Regions from separate parts of the Mus musculus genome. Here region 2 is linked to region 1. Evidence: chromatin loops called from intact Hi-C (ENCODE). Cell type or tissue: gastrocnemius. All regions are shown on one strand.

Evidence for each region. Peaks named below come from ENCODE experiments on the same cell type or tissue, not always from the same donor. Only the 100,000 strongest peaks of a DNase experiment are listed, where the experiment ranks them.
Region 2: it touches region 1 in a loop (8-fold over the local background); 22 of 42 quality-filtered maps call a loop at or near these places.

The regions. Positions count from the first base shown.
Region 1 is chr9:103,299,023-103,307,022 of GRCm38, forward strand. Topbp1 (topoisomerase (DNA) II binding protein 1) reads left to right here and starts at 6,305. Exons shown (of 28, transcript NM_176979.5): 1 at 6,305-6,349; 2 at 7,075-7,165. The coding sequence starts at 7,082. In gastrocnemius, CTCF peaks have their summits at 3,852 (motif pointing left) and 6,085 (motif pointing left); DNase peaks (open chromatin) are centred at 2,203, 3,859 and 6,121; H3K4me3 peaks cover 1,687 bases; H3K27ac peaks cover 1,427 bases.
Region 2 is chr9:103,203,074-103,211,073 of GRCm38, forward strand. Trf (transferrin) reads right to left here. Exons shown (of 17, transcript NM_133977.2): 16 at 7,422-7,605; 17 at 5,803-6,005. The coding sequence ends at 5,971. Among named protein-coding and RNA genes, the nearest start is that of Srprb, 5.0 kb to the left of the region's middle. In gastrocnemius, no CTCF peak of the experiment used is centred here; a DNase peak (open chromatin) is centred at 4,915; H3K4me3 peaks cover 394 bases.

The DNA of each region.
Region 1 (8,000 bases):
GGTAACACTGTCCAGAGGTCTGTAAGAGCAAAGAAACACTTGCTAGTTGGTAACACTGTCCCAAGGTATGTGAGAGCAAAGAAACACTTGCTAGTTGGTAACCCTGTCCAGAGGTCTGTAAGAGCAAAGAAACACTTGGTAGTTGGTAACCCTGTCCAGAGGTCTGTAAGAGCAAAGAAACACTTGCTAGTTGGTAACACTGTCCAGAGGTCTGTAAGAGCAAAGAAACACTTGGTAGTTGGTAACACTGTCCAGAGGTCTGTAAGAGCAAAGAAACACTTGCTAGTTGGTAACACTGTCCAGAGGTCTGTAAGAGCAAAGAAACACTTGCTAGTTGGTAACACTGTCTTGAGGTCTGTAAGAGCAAAGAAACACTTGGTAGTTGGTAACCCTGTCCAGAGGTCTGTAAGAGCAAAGAAACACTTGCTAGTTGGTAACACTGTCTTGAGGTCTGTAAGAGCAAAGAAACACTTGCTAGTTGGTAACACTGTCCAGAGGTCTGTAAGAGCAAAGAAACACTTGCTAGTTGGTAACCCTGTCCCAAGGTATGTGAGAGCAAAGAAACACTTGCTAGTTGGTAACCCTGTCCCAAGGTATGTAAGAGCAAAGAAACACTTGGTAGTTGGTAACACTGTCTTGAGGTCTGTAAGAGCAAAGAAACACTTGCTAGTTGGTAACCCTGTCCAGAGGTCTGTAAGAGCAAAGAAACACTTGCTAGTTGGTAACACTGTCCAGAGGTCTGTAAGAGCAAAGAAACACTTGCTAGTTGGTAACACTGTCCCAAGGTATGTAAGAGCAAAGAAACACTTGGTAGTTGGTAACACTGTCTTGAGGTCTGTAAGAGCAAAGAAACACTTGCTAGTTGGTAACCCTGTCCAGAGGTCTGTAAGAGCAAAGAAACACTTGCTAGTTGGTAACACTGTCCAGAGGTCTGTAAGAGCAAAGAAACACTTGGTAGTTGGTAACACTGTCCAGAGGTCTGTAAGAGCAAAGAAACACTTGCTAGTTGGTAACACTGTCCAGAGGTCTGTAAGAGCAAAGAAACACTTGCTAGTTGGTAACACTGTCCCAAGGTATGTGAGAGCAAAGAAACACTTGCTAGTTGGTAACACTGTCCCAAGGTATGTGAGAGCAAAGAAACACTTGCTAGTTGGTAACACTGTCTTGAGGTCTGTAAGAGCAAAGAAACACTTGGTAGTTGGTAACCCTGTCCAGAGGTCTGTAAGAGCAAAGAAACACTTGCTAGTTGGTAACACTGTCCAGAGGTCTGTAAGAGCAAAGAAACACTTGCTAGTTGGTAACACTGTCTTGAGGTCTGTAAGAGCAAAGAAACACTTGGTAGTTGGTAACACTGTCTTGAGGTCTGTAAGAGCAAAGAAACACTTGGTAGTTGGTAACCCTGTCCAGAGGTCTGTAAGAGCAAAGAAACACTTGCTAGTTGGTAACACTGTCTTGAGGTCTGTAAGAGCAAAGAAACACTTGCTAGTTGGTAACACTGTCCAGAGGTATGTAAGAGCAAAGAAACACTTGCTAGTTGGTAACACTGTCCCAAGGTATGTAAGAGCAAAGAAACACTTGCTAGTTGGTAACACTGTCCAGAGGTCTGTAAGAGGGATGTGGTGGCTTGAGTGAGAAATACCCCCAAAGTCTTGGGCATTTGAACAATTTGTCTTCAGGTGATGGGGTGCAGGTGCTGGCTAGTTTTAGGTCAAGTTGAGACAAATCAGAGTTGTTAATTGGGAACAAAGAACCTCAATTGAGATAATGCCTTCACCAGATTGGCCTGAGGTCCATGTTCTTCTTGATTGATGATTGATATGGGAGGGCCCAGTTCAATGGGGGTCCCTTGGGAAGGTGGTCCCGGGTGCTACAAGAGAACAGCCTGTGTGAATCATAAGGACTAAGCAGTAAGTGGTGCCTCTCCGTGGCTCCTGCATCAGTTTCTGCCTCCAGGTTCCTGCCTTGAATTCTTGCCCTGACATCCATGAATGGGTTACAAGCTGTAGAATTAAATAAATGTCTCTTCTTCAAGGTGCTTTTGGTCATGGTGTTTAACCACAAAAATAGAAATCCTAAAACATCGGTGCTGTTTTGGGGAGGTTTAGGTAATGCTCTGTTGATGGTCAGATCAACGGAGTCTTTTCCTGAGGCTCTGATGTACGGAGAATGAACCTGCTTGGCAGACCCAGTAATGGCCCTGGGCCAGGGCTTTTGGGTGGGGATCTGTAGCTTCTGTTCTCTTCCCAGCGTGTGGGGCTATGGTTATCAGTCCAAGGCCACTGTGTACCCGGTCTGTAATGTTCTTGAGATACCCCTTGCTCCCCTTGTGCAACACTGTTTGATTACCTTCCTGTTGACTTCGTCCCTTCGTAGGACAGTTTCTGCTGACTTAGTCCCATTTCTTCTCTCAAAATGGTGTCTGAGATGCTGTAGTTGCTTGTCCTAAGACATAGCTCGCATGAGACCTCCCGACCCCAGATTTTCTCTCTATCTTCTTATCTAATGTCCATCTCCCGCTTAGGACCATGTTACTGAAGAATGACTCTCCGACCCAAGTCAGTGCAGTCGCGCTTGGACAAAGCAGATCACTGGGGTTGGAGTTTAAGACTCAAACGAAACGACTTGCCTACTTGCAGTTTGCTCTGCCTTGTGTTTGTAGTTCAAGAGCTGAGGAAGCTGCCAGCTGCTATGCTGCCCCGACCACTGTGGACTCTGACCCTTTGGAGCCATTGTAAGTCTCCTTCAAGTAACAAGACAGTCATCCATGAAAGAAGCATGGACCAGTTGTGATGACTCATTGCTACAATCCAAGCATTTGCTAGGCTGAGATAGGAGGAACAGCACAGGCACTAGGCCAGCCTGGGCTACATAATGAGTTCCAACCCAGCCTGGCCATAGAGTGAAACAGAATCACAGAAAACCAAAGAGGGAGAGAGAAAGAGGGAGGAAAGAGGGAGAGGGAGGGAGAGAGAGAGAGAGAGAGAGAGAGAGAGAGAGAGAGAACGAACGATGTTGGTGGTAAGGATAAAGGTAGAATATTAACTCCAGAATCCTGAAACAACAGACATTGAAGCCATTGTTTCTGGAATGGGAATATATCTCACTTGATGGCGCCTACTCAGCCCAGAAGAGTCCTATACTCCTCCATCTTTCCTCCATATATAGGCTCTCATGGCCATGACTCAAAAGCCTCTTAGGTTTCTCTTCTTTTTAGGACCTAGATACAATTGGCTTTTCTAACAATGTAGCCCCCTACATTTTTTGGCAAGGAAGCCACTTTTTTCTCAGAGTGTCTCCTTACACGATCTACTTAAACACAGCCGGGAACAATCTACATGTGATGTTGGCATTCTACTTTAGAGCCCTCTCCCTGGAACTCACACTGTCGGTAGGCTGTACTTTCCAGCTAGCTGAAGCTATCAGCTTTCATAGCTGCTAGGCCACTTCAAGTTAGCTCTGTAGCAATAGAGGCTGTTTGCTAAGCTCTCTTGTATTTATACATATTCACTTGAAATGCTGGGAATTTAAATATAAAACCCTTTAAGTAAAACAAACGAGCCCTTTTCAACTAAAAAAAGAAAAAAAAAAACATCAAGGTGGGTGATACCTGAGGAATAACAGCTGGGGCTGGCACCTGACTGTCATATACTTGAGCACACATGTGTACCTGCACACATGTGAACATACATAACACACGCCTCAATAAAATGTATGTTGTGGTGGGGCTGCAGAGGTGCGTCAGTGGTGAAGAGAATTTGCTACTCTTCCAGAGGACCCAAGTTTTGTTTCCATGTTAGACAGCTCCCAACTGCCTGTAACTCCAGCTCTGGAGATTTGATGCCACCTCCTGGCTTCTATGGGCATTACATTCATGTGCACAAACACACATAATCAAAGTAAAAATATACTGTGTTAAATGCATAAACATATACCATGGTCATTTATCAGATCGCCTATAGACTGCTCTGAAGGGCATTTTCTTGATTAGTGATTGATGTGGGAGGGCCCAGACCATTGTGGGTGGTGCCACCCCAGGGGAGGTGATCCTAGGTGATCTAAGAAAGCAGGCTTGAGCAAGCAGTGGGTGTAAGCCTGGTTGTCTTTGGCCTCTGCTTTAGTTCTTGCCCTGACTCTCCTCAGTCCTTGGTGACCTATCAAGTATCCTACAGATATGATGACAACTTCAGGACAGAACTGCATTTTAGACATCAACTGTGGCTTCTTTTTCACAGCTCTAATAATTTCTTCAAGGCACTGCAGGGTCTCATGTATCCCAAGATACCTCCTGCTTAGCTAGGATGCAACCAGTGTTATATGGCCCTGAAGATGGAACCCAGGGACTTTTATGCTAGGCAAGTGCTCTACCAACTGAGCTACATCCTCAGACCCTTACCTCCAATACTAAGTATTTCCCTTCTTTTCCCTAGTGGGCATTTACCTCTGCGCCAGTGTTATCGATATCCTGTAAATGAAAAAAGTTAATGATACCTTTAAAGCAGGACCATTATAATCACTACAGTGACCAGCAACCCTAAATATATTGTACTTAAAAGAATAGAGTTTGTGTTGGGCGTGGTGGCATACCTTTAATCTCAGCATTCCGGGAGGCAAAGGCAAGATCTCTTGAGTTCAAGGCCAACCTGTCCTACACAGTGAGTTCCAGGACAGCCAAGGCTATGCAGAAACTCTGTCTCAAAAAATAAAATAAAATAAAATAAAGCTGGGGGTGGCTAATAATTCAGCATTTTATCAATAATTTACCCTTAGCAACTTTTTTTTGTTTTTGTTTGTTTGTTTGTTTGTTTGTTTTTCGAGACAGGGTTTCTCTGTGTAGCCCAGACTGTCCTGGAACTCACTTTGTAGACCAGGCTGGTCTTGAACTCAGAAATCCCGCCTGCCTCTGTCTCTGCCTCCTGAGTGCTGGGATTAAAGGCGTGATCCACCACTGCCCCCGGCTACCCTTAGCAACTTTTAAGAGGTAACATAAGAATGGGGTTTTGGTTAGAACCTAAGAGTTTTCTTACTGTAGATAGGCCAGAATAGTCAGATATTACCTGGGGACAGTGAAAAATGAGAAAGGGCATGAGCTATCAAAGGTGGCAGGATCTAACTGGATTTTTACAAGGAGAACGACCAGTAGTCAGACTACAGGTTTGGCTAAGTAAAGATTCTTTGTCACAAAATGCCGGAAGTACACATCAGAAAAGAAAAAAACCAACTTCTGTAATAAACTGTGCCGGGAAAATTGGATAGCCATACATAAAAGAAGGAAACTAGATCTTAATCTCTCTTGCGTTACACAAATATCAACTCCAAATGGATTAAAGACCTTAATGTCAGAACTGAAATCCTGAAACCAAAATAGTCAAGGGCTTTCTGAATAGGGCCCTAGTTGCTCAGGATATAATACGAACAACGGACAAATGAAATGGGATTGCGTGAAGTTAAAAGGTTGTGCACAGCAAAGAAAAATTAATCAAATGAATAAGCATACAGATGGGAGAAAATCTTTGCCAATTATACACCTGATAGAGGATATCTAGAAATACTTTTTTTTGGGGGGGGGGGGGTGGAGTTTCAAGACAGGTTTCTCTATATAGTCCTGGCTGTCCTGGAACTCACTTTGTAGACCAGGCTGGCAACTCAGAAATCCGCCTGCCTCTGCCTCCCAAGTGCTGGGATTAAAGGTGTGCTCTACCACTGCTCGGCTTAGAAATACATATTTTAAAAGTCTTGAATGTGAATATAACCTAATCAATAATCTAGCGTGCCTTTCATCACCCAGTCTTCTTTCCGTTACTGTTTTTGGCTTTGGTAAGGATTGATTGTTCATCCACTTTGGGGAGTCAGACCTTGACTTTCTTAACATCCTCCCACCCACAAGCCGCTATTAGCTTCATGCGCTGCCCCGGCACCGTCAGGAGAACTCGCCACTGGACCCCCTCGCCCCACTTCTGCACGTTCTGGACTTAAGGCTGATCGGTCCGGCCGCCCGCAGGCCCTCGCCACGAACGATGAGCTGCGCCGCAGCCGAAACTGTTGCCGCAAACCCAGACCCCAGAGCATCTCGGGAAAGCGTGCCCAAGGACCGCCCTCTTCCGACCGCTCCGCTTCCCAGAGCGGGGGCCCCGATGACGCCACTTCCTCCGGAAGAGGTGTGGCGTCCGCTCGGTTGGCGCGAAAGTCGGTTCCCGGTCTTGGCCCTTCCGGGTTCTGCAGCGTTAGCTTCGGGTTGGGGGCGCCGCCGAGGGCGGGGGCTGCGCGCCGGGCTGGCGCCCGACCCCAGCCGCCGTCCTGCCGGCCGCGCGCCCCCCGACTTGGTGCCCGTGGGCCCTCGGGCTCCACCTAGGTGAGCGAGCTTCGGCTCCTCCCGGCCGGCGTGGCCGCCCGGCGCCTCTTGCGGCCTTCGCGCCTCTCCTAACCGGCGGGTGGGCCTCAGGTCCCTGGGGAGCCGCGGCCTGGACGCTCCTTTCCCTGGGAGCTGGGCCGAGCGTGCACGACCTTGCACGGTGGCTGCTTGCGTTCAGAGTTCGTTAACTTAGGAGCAAATCTTGCGGGCTGTGGGTACCCGTAGCCGCAGCGGCGCCCTGCGTCGTCTTAAGCCCCATGCAAGTGAACAGTGAGTGACTGAGGACCAAACCAAGGGTCTCAGGGGATTCAATCAGGAACGTTCATTTTGTTCTCACGTTTGCAAGGATCCGTGTCCTTTTTTTTCTTCTTCGACTTTGCCCACCTTCTGGGGCCCTTTGTAAACATCTTGAATGAATTGATGAACCAAGCCAGATAGCTATGTCTTAGGCACTCTTGTCTGCATAAGAAAATAGTTGATTTGCAGGCCGGGCGGTAGTGGCACACTCCCTTTTTTGCCAGCTTGAGTGAGGCAGAGGCCGAGCATCTCTTGAGTGCCAGGCAGACCTAGTCTACAGAGCGAATTCCAGGACTGCCAGGGCTTGTCTCAAAACTAAAAAAAAAAAAAAAAAAAACCAAAAACCCTACAAAAATAGTTGACTTGTACATTTAATTCCCTGATTGACTGACTGACTTTTGTTCTTCTTGACTGCCTTATTCTCACAGTTCAGCTATGTCCAGAAATGACCAAGAGCCGTTTCTTGTGAAGTTTTTAAAGTCTTCGGACAATTCAGAATGCTTTTTTAAAGCTCTTGAGGTAAGAATTAATGGATATGTCTTATTTGATACTTGAGCTCATTTTCATGTTTTAAATGTTTTTGCTTTGTTGGATTTTATGTCTTAGAAGTAGATAATTTTAATGAAATTTTGCTATAGCATATGCTTAATACAGATAAATCACTGCTATATAATTTTTAGTTGATGCAAGTTTACCATTATATTTTTTGGGAGGATTGAAATCTATTGTGACAATTGGATGTTAACCTACAGTTTGATCCCCTACCCCCGCCCGGTCTGTGTCTGTTTGTGTGTGTGTCTGAGCCATCTTCCCAGTCCTCTGACTTAGAGTTCCTGACTTGTTTTGTTTACTAACCCCATTGATCCTTTAAGCACTGAAAAACGGAGTCACAATGCAATAGTTTTGGTTCATTGCTTGCTCTCTCTCTTTCTCTCTGTCTCTCTCTCTCTGTCTCTCATACACACACACACACACACACACACACACACACACACACACACACATATTCATGAATGAATGAATGATGGGAGTAGTTTTGAGCTTTGCCATTCACAAACCCTAGTAATGTCCTTGTAGCTTGGGAATCTATTAGAAATGCAGAGCCTTGGGATCCCAACCCACATTTGACAATTAGAATATGCATTTTAAACAAAAGTCCCAGTGCATATTCAGGTTTGAGAAGTTAGCTGTTTTTTTTTTGTTTGTTTGTTTGTTTTGTTTTTTAAAGTTCACTCACTTAGCAATCATCAATTGAGTGTCCGTCATCTGACAGGTTTTCCTCTAGCATAATACTTGGGGTACACCAATGATCAGAACAAGCAAATATCTCTCCTCTTTCAGCATACATAGAACA
Region 2 (8,000 bases), 96 kb before region 1:
CAGGTCTGCCTGGGAGATGACAGGAAAAGTCGATGTCACTTAAAGGCTAAACAAATTCATTAAAATGTCGCACTGCCACATAAAACCCCAACTCCTGCAGGTACCAGGAAGAGAGGAAATGAGACATTCCCTTCCTCTCTAGTGTGGCAGTGAGTGATTGGGTAGGAAATGAAACAAAGATGTTAAAGTTTGAGTTTGGAAGGTTCGCAATGTGATTTCGATTTCCATACATCCTCAAAAGGCAGAGGGCAGGTGAGAAGAAGCCCACTCGAGAGGGCCACTCCGTTGGCCTTACCATCGCCAGATACTGAGTCGCTGGCTACAGGCTATGTATAAGAATGATTAGATTGTCCATGGAAGCAAAAGTGGCAGAAAGGCAGCTGGAAAAGTTTGTAGGAATCAGACCTGGGAGTGGTTTTGTGTGCTATGCTGAAGAACTCAGAGTTTACTCATAGTATAACAATAAGCTGAAGGTGACATGGATAATTGGCAGATCTGTGGAGAACTGTGACTGGAGAGAGAAAAGACTGAGGCTGGGGGAATCAATGGGAGTCTCTTGTCGTATTTAGGCAAAAGATACTTGGAGTCTAACACAGGATAAAAGTGTGAAATCCGGGGCTAGAGAGATGGCTCAGTGGTTAAGAGCACTGGTTGCTCTTCCAGAGGTCCTGAGTTCAGTTCCCAGCAACCACATCAGGTGGCTCACAGCCATCTGTAATGGGATCTGATGCCCTCTTCTGGTGTGTCTGCAGACAGCTACAGTGTGCTCACATACATTAAATAAATAAATAAACAAACAAACACTGAAAGTGTGAAATACAGGGTAAAATTTCTGAGATATTTAGAAGTTAAAATATGTAGGTTGTAATGACTATAAAATATATAGTTGCTGTTGTTCTATTACTGTGAAAAGACACCATGACCAATACAGAAGAAAGCATTTAATTGGGAGCTTTTTTGTTTGTTTGTTTTTTTGAGACAGGGTTTCTCTGTGTAGCCCTGGCTGCCCTGGAACTCACTCCGTAGACCAGGCTGGCCTCGAACTCAGAAATCCACCTGCCTCTGCCTCCCGAGTGCTGGGATTAAAGGCATGCACCACCACCGCCTGGCAGAAGAAAGCATAGAAAGCATTTAATCGAGAGCTTCCTTATATTTCAGAGGCTGAGTTCATGAGTGTCGCAGTAGGGGATGTGGCAGCAGGCAGGCATGGCACTGACACAGTAGCTAAGAGCCTACATCCTGATTCAGAGGCAGAGAATAAGAAACTGGGCCTGGTGTGGGTGTTCAAAACTTCAAAGCTCACTCCAGTGACACACCTCCTCCAACAAGGCCACACCTCCTAATCCTTCCCAAACAGTTTCACCAACTGGGGACCAAGCGTTCAAATGTATGAAGCTATGGAGATGTTCTCATTCAAACCACAACACAGCCTAACCTACACAGTAAATTCCTTGGCTACATAGTGTGAGATTTTGTATCATCCTTTGTTTTGGTAAATCTCCATCCCAAATATACCCCGGCGATGAAAACACAACACAGTTAATATGAATACATGCTGTGCACCTAGGTTGGGCAGATCTACCACTACACTACCATCTTCCACATCTATGAGACCCCTTAGAACTTGCAGTTTCTCCAGGCCATGTGCTTCTGCTCTGCTTTTCTTCTTCCTCCTCCTCTACGTCCTCTCCCTCTTCCATTTTCTTCTTCTCTCTCCCACCTTTCACTCCACCTTCCCTTTTATCTGCCCAATCATCAGCTCTTCTTTATTTTACAAATTAAGGTGGGAAGCAGGTTTACAGGAAATCACCTGAGTGCTGACTCATTCCTTGTTCGCAGCCCCTCACAGGAGAATGGAATTAATATCAAATATAATTAGCCCCAGGGCTATTCACAACCATCCTTTCTAACAAAAAAAAAGTTGTTGGACGAAAGATTGTTGTCATCATATGTAAAAAGAAAATTGCGTACCTATATGTATACAAACACATACACAAAATAAAAATTAATATTTAAAAAATGACTTGAAGAGACATTTTTTCCCACATGTTGCAAACTATCAGGAGGAATGTGAAGTGTGCTTAATGTCTTTAGCCAGTGAGAAAATGAAAATGGAAACTGCTATGAGATACTACCTGATACTCATTAAGATAGTCACTATTAAAAAAGTCAGAAATATACCAAACAGTGCTGAGAGGAAAGGGAAATCTGTTACACTGTTGGTGGGAATGTAGCTTACTACAGCCATTATGGAAGACAGCATAAAGGTTTCTTAAGTTAAACAAAAAAAGAACGGGTGGTAATGAACCCTGAAATCCTAAGTACTCGGGAGGTGAAGGCAGAAGGGTCAGGAGCTCAAGGGCATCATTGGCTGCACAGCAAGTTCGAGGCCAGTTTGGATAAAATGAGAACGTGTCTTAAAATGCACACACACACAAATACGGATGTTCGCATGCACCATTTGTGGGTTTAGGGACCCACAGAGGTCAGAAGAGGCATTGGATCCTCTGGAAATGGAATTAGAGAGATTTGTAAATATTTTATTTTAATGATGCATGTATGTGTAGGCGTGGGGGGTGTGTGTGTGAGTCTGTACATGTGAGGGTGCAGGCTGTGGGCTCTCATGTGAGTCCTGAGGTTTGTAAATGCTCTCAGATGCTGAGCCGCTTCTCTGGCCCTCCTCGGGTCTTCAATACTTTTTTATAAAAAAAGTATAACTTAAATTTTTAAAAATATTTTGTTTTAATTATGCATGTACGTATGGGCATGTGTGTCTGGATGACTTTGTGCCTGTGAGTGCAGTACCCAGAGAGTCCAAAGGAAGGTGTTGGATCCCATGAGTTTGAATTTCAGGTGGTTGCAATAGTGTAGATGCCAGGATCTGAATCCCCCACACCCTCTACAAAAGTGGCATATGTTCATAAGTGCTGAGTCATCTCTAAATTCTAAGAGCGGCTTGCCTAGTATATGTGAGGCACAGAAAAAAAGTTTTGAGGCAGGCAGTGGTGAAGCACGCCTTTAATCCCAGCACTCGGGAGGCAGAGGCAGATGGATTTCTGAGTTCGAGGCCAGCCTGCTCTACAAAGTGAGTTCCAGGGCAGCCAGGGCTACACAGAGAAACCCTGTCTCGAAAAACCAAAAAAAAGTTGCTGTGTCATCGTACTGTTGATGGGCCCTAGAAAGTCCTGTTATGGATGCTCCCTCTAGGTTTGTCTGTTTGTTCGTTGGCTTTATTTAGTTTGTGATGCTGAGGAGCAAACAGAGCAAGTAATGTCACTGAGCTATTCCTGTAGCCCCTGCCTTTGATTGGTGGAGTTTCTGATTTCTGTAATATTCTAAACTGTAGATCCACAGGTTGTAGTGAAGGGACAATATGAACCCCGTTTGTCCTCATTTTGAGGACCAGGCCTGATTAAAAAAAAAAAAAAAAAAGCCATAAGGCACCAGCTTCGGGAAGAGACTCTAAGTATCAGAAACTAGGCCATAAGACAGCAGCTCTAGGAACAGACCATAAAACCCAGAACAAGATCATAAAAGCCCCTCCCAAAGAACAGCCTGGGATAACCACAAAACGGGGAAATATCTCAGAATGAGCGATCTGTGCTGGACAGCCCTATTTTATGGTTGGACACTCATCCATAGGAATGTAGACCACTGACCACCTGTAACCTCTAGCTCACCTGTAACCCACCAGTGAAATCTTACATTACCTAATCCTTCCAGAGAGTTTCCTGCCCCCTCTAAGAAGGCCTGCATGCCTTTATCTAGGTTCGACATTTCAAAGACTGGTTGACCTCTTCATGCTGGCTGCCTCTGCAGAATAAATGCTCTTTTGTTTTTGCATACTGAGTCTGGGGTCTTCCTTCAGCGGTTTTCAGACCCTTACATAAGGAGGTGTAGATGGAGGATGCTGGAGACTTGGGTCTCAAGTATAAATATGAGTACCCCAAAGTTGTTGGCATTGCTAGAAGGGAATCTGAAAAGAGAGGGGAACGCTGGGTCCAGAGGAGAATTCTTAAGATACCCAGATTGGTAGGATAAGCTCAGGTCATGAGTGAACACAGAGAGATGGGAATCAAAGAGAATGACCATGTCAGAGAGGGAAAACCATCCTAAGAAAGGGAGGGTAGTTGGGCGTGGTGGCGCAAGCCTTTAATCCCAGCACTTGGGAGGCAGAGGCAGATGGATTTCTGAGTTCGAGGCCAGCCTGCTCTACAAAGTGAGTTCCAGGACAGCCAGGGCTACACAGCCTGTCTCGAAAAACAAAACAAAACAAACAAATAAGAAAGGAAGGAAGAAAGAAAGAGAGAGAAAGAGAGAAAGAAAGAGAGAAAGAGAAAGAGAGAGAGAAAGAGAGAGAGGAGAGAAAGAGAAAGAGAGAAAGAGAGAAAGAGAAAGAGAAGAGAGAAAAGAGAAAAGAAAGAAAGAAAGAAAGAAAGAAAGAAAGAAAGAAAGAAAGAAAGAAAGAAAGAAAGAAAAGGAGGGTAGACTCCCTCATGGAAAAGCTGGCGAGTAGCAGCAACTTCTGTCAGGGTGAGACTGTAGAGCCGATGACTAGTCTCTGTTTGTTCAGCCAACTGCTTATTACTAATACATGGGGAGAAGGAGACGTAGAGCCTGAACCTTCCAGGAAAGTTGGCTGAGGAGTGGAGGCATGGGGGTAGAAATTAGACAGGGAATCTGTCTAAAAGTCACTGTCAGTGTTAATGCTGAGCTCTTGAGCCATCCTTCTATAAAGTACTCTTTTTAATGTTCATTTCGTACAAATTAGCCAAGGCCTTGTAGGGTGGAACTTTCTGATTTCCTAGCATGGGCCCTTACTGACTTAGCGGACTGCAAAGCTAGCCTGAATACCTGCCGCCTACAGGACTGTAACACTAGAGGGCGCCATAGACATGCCCGCCCTCCGCAGCTCCTCCCCACCCTCACATCCTATACACCAAAGCTCCCAACACTTCTTCGACCAGCACTCGAAGAGCTTCCCCTCGCCTGCCCATGACGTCTGCCCATGACGTCTAGCTGACTGGTGAGAAAGAACCTCGCCCACGGACTGACAACCAATTGTTTGCAATATTGTCGGGCTCGCAGGGAGATTTTTTTTTTTTTACGCAAAGCTGATTCAGATTTGGTTTTGGACCATGGCTGTTCCATCGCAATGAATTAATACAAGTTCTGTCAACTTTCTCAGTACTCACTAGGGCATCTATTTGTAACAAATTCTTCTTTCTGGCATGTGCACATGTGCACATACGTACGTGTGTGGTCATACAGTTTTTTTGTTTTTTGTTTTTGTTTGTGGGTTTTTTTGTTTTGTTTTGTTTTGTTTTTTGTTTGTATTTTCGAGACAGGGTTTCTCTGTGTAGCCTTGGCTGTCCTGGAACTCACTCTGTAGACCGGGCTCGCTTCGAACTCAGAAATCCTCCTGCCTCCCAAGTGCTGGGATTAAAGGCGTGCGCCACCACGCCCGGCTAAGATTCTTATTTTTGATCTTTTATTTTATGTGTATGTGGTTGTGTGAGCTTATGTGCCTCACATGAATGCAGGATCTTGCGGAGCAAAAGAGGCATCGGATCCCATGGAACTGGAGATACAGACAACTGTGAGCCACCATGTGGTTGCTGGGAATTGAACTCAGGACCTCTGGGAGAGCAGCCTGTGCTCTTAACCTCTGAGCCATCTCTCCAGCCCCAACTACCTGAATCTTGAGCTCAGGAGACAAGGTTCAGTTTATATGATATTTAGTCAGATTGTACAAAGAAATCCTGGTGAAAATATCTAGAAAAGAATGGAGTTTGGGAAATATAAAGTCAGCAGTCGTTTTTATTTTGTGCTCTGTGTATGTGGTAAGGCACAGCAGCGAAGACTACACCAGTTAGCCCCAACCCCTCAGGGCATGAAGACCAAGAGAAGCCCATGGGCCACGGGAGGGAGCATCTGTCTCCACCACAGTGGCAACCCACCTCTTGGATTTTAATGTTTGTGGAAAGTGCAGGCTTCCAGGAGTCCTGGGGAGAGAAGAAAGATATAGGACATTGAGAATACTCTTACTTTTATGAGCTGTTTAGCAGAATGAAAGGAACCTGAATGGGCAATTCAGTATCACATAAATTGTGCCAAGGCTCATTGTTCTGCTAGACTCATGCATGCTGTGCCCCATCCCTCCCATCCCTGCTTCCCTACACAGCTCCTGAGCCTCCCACGGGGAGGGCTCCACACAAGGATAGAGAAGCTGTCATGTGACTTTCCTGCCCTACAGGCATCCCCAACTTTGCTTTTAACCAGTGAGGCTCTGAACTTGAATTCACATAAGGAGAAGCCGCCTAGGAAGGCCCTTCTTCCCTGAGAATGCGAGGCAGATGGTAGCTGGCAGTCCCCAGCAACGTCTGAGCTGGGTCTAAGGATGGAGTGGAGAAAAACAAAGCTAGACTGGTGTTCTCTGGAGCATACAGGTAAGGGAAATATTAACTTGGATTCTGTCACACTAAACCTCAACAATCACATTGCTCACACTAGAATTCCATGTGGCAACTTGTAAAACACATATATAGCATAGCTTGGCACAGTGCAGCACAGTGTAGTATAGTATAGTATATTGTCTCCGACCGTCAGATCTAGGGATTAAACTCAGGTCATCTAGCTTGTGCCACGGGCTCTTTTCCCCACTGAGCCATCTTACCAATCCACATGGGGCAACCTTGAAAGGGCCATCACCCCAGAGCAGCACAGTCTCCGAGGCTGTATCTCCAGCACAATAACTTAAATGAAGGCCAAGACTCACCTCCAAACTCCAGTGGGAGACTCACCACTGTATATCCCATGCACCCCCTCGCACTTTACAAATGTTTTCAGGTGTCCCCGCTAATCCCCAAACAGATGGTAAAATATATTTTATCCTATTTCAATTCCTGGAATATGGCATTGCAGATGCTGCTTAGCAACTTCCTAGCTAGCCAGAACTTATCATTATTGAAGTTCCCTAGAACAGAGCTGTCTAAAAGGATGTTCTATGAACAGAGCTGTCTAAAAGGATGCTCTGTGATAATTCTTCTTGCTATGGCTACTTTCAATTAAAATTGTAGCTGGGTGGAGTGAGGATATGATATCTAGATTTAATCCAGCTGTCACCTGAACTTGCTCTGTCACACCTTGCTAGCCATTGCCATATTGGACAGGGACCTCTAATAAGTTCAGTGCCCCTTTTTATCTTCTTAGGAATTGTGTGCATATAATTCGTCCACTGCCTTAGTATCCTGGGTCTGCGACCCCTTAACAATATGTGCATATAACCCACGTGGTTGTATATGCTAGGTTTTGCCTTGCTCACGTGGCTGTTTCCTAAGGGTTTGAGTTCTTGTAACTACCATTCCAGCACCCATCGCTGGGTTTCTCTGCGACCTCTCCACAGGGTTCATTCTACTTACGTGAGGTTGAGCACTTCCTCATGTTACCGACAGATTGCATGTACTCCGCTCCTAAGTATTTTTCAGGTGTGGTACCCTCTGGAAGTTTAACGAAACATTTGGTGTCATCCCTGAACAGAAGGTCCTTGGTGGTGGACTTGAACAAACAGAAATTGCCGGTGCAGTCACTTCCCCCAAATAAAGTCTGTCAAATGAGCAGAAAATAGACGTGAACCTATGTCTCGGACTGGAAACACCTGCAGGAAACTGAAAGGTCCAAGCCAGCCCTGGGAACAACAGAAAGCTACAGAAGATATTTATAATTGACATGGCATTTTTTTAAAAATCGACACAAGAAACAGAGGTATAAAACGCTGTAGAAAGGTTAAACATTTCACATTGAGTTTCTTTAAATATTTGGTAATGCTGCTATGAAACTGTTAGTGATTGTAAGACTGCTTGACTCAAATCTAATGTCAAACTAGAAACACCACTGAAGATTATCATAGGCTTTGGAAGGAACTTTTCAAAGTATGCTAGCCTATTTCTTTTAAAACTAATGACAAATTAAAAGGCAGGCAGCTATACCAGAAGGAAGGG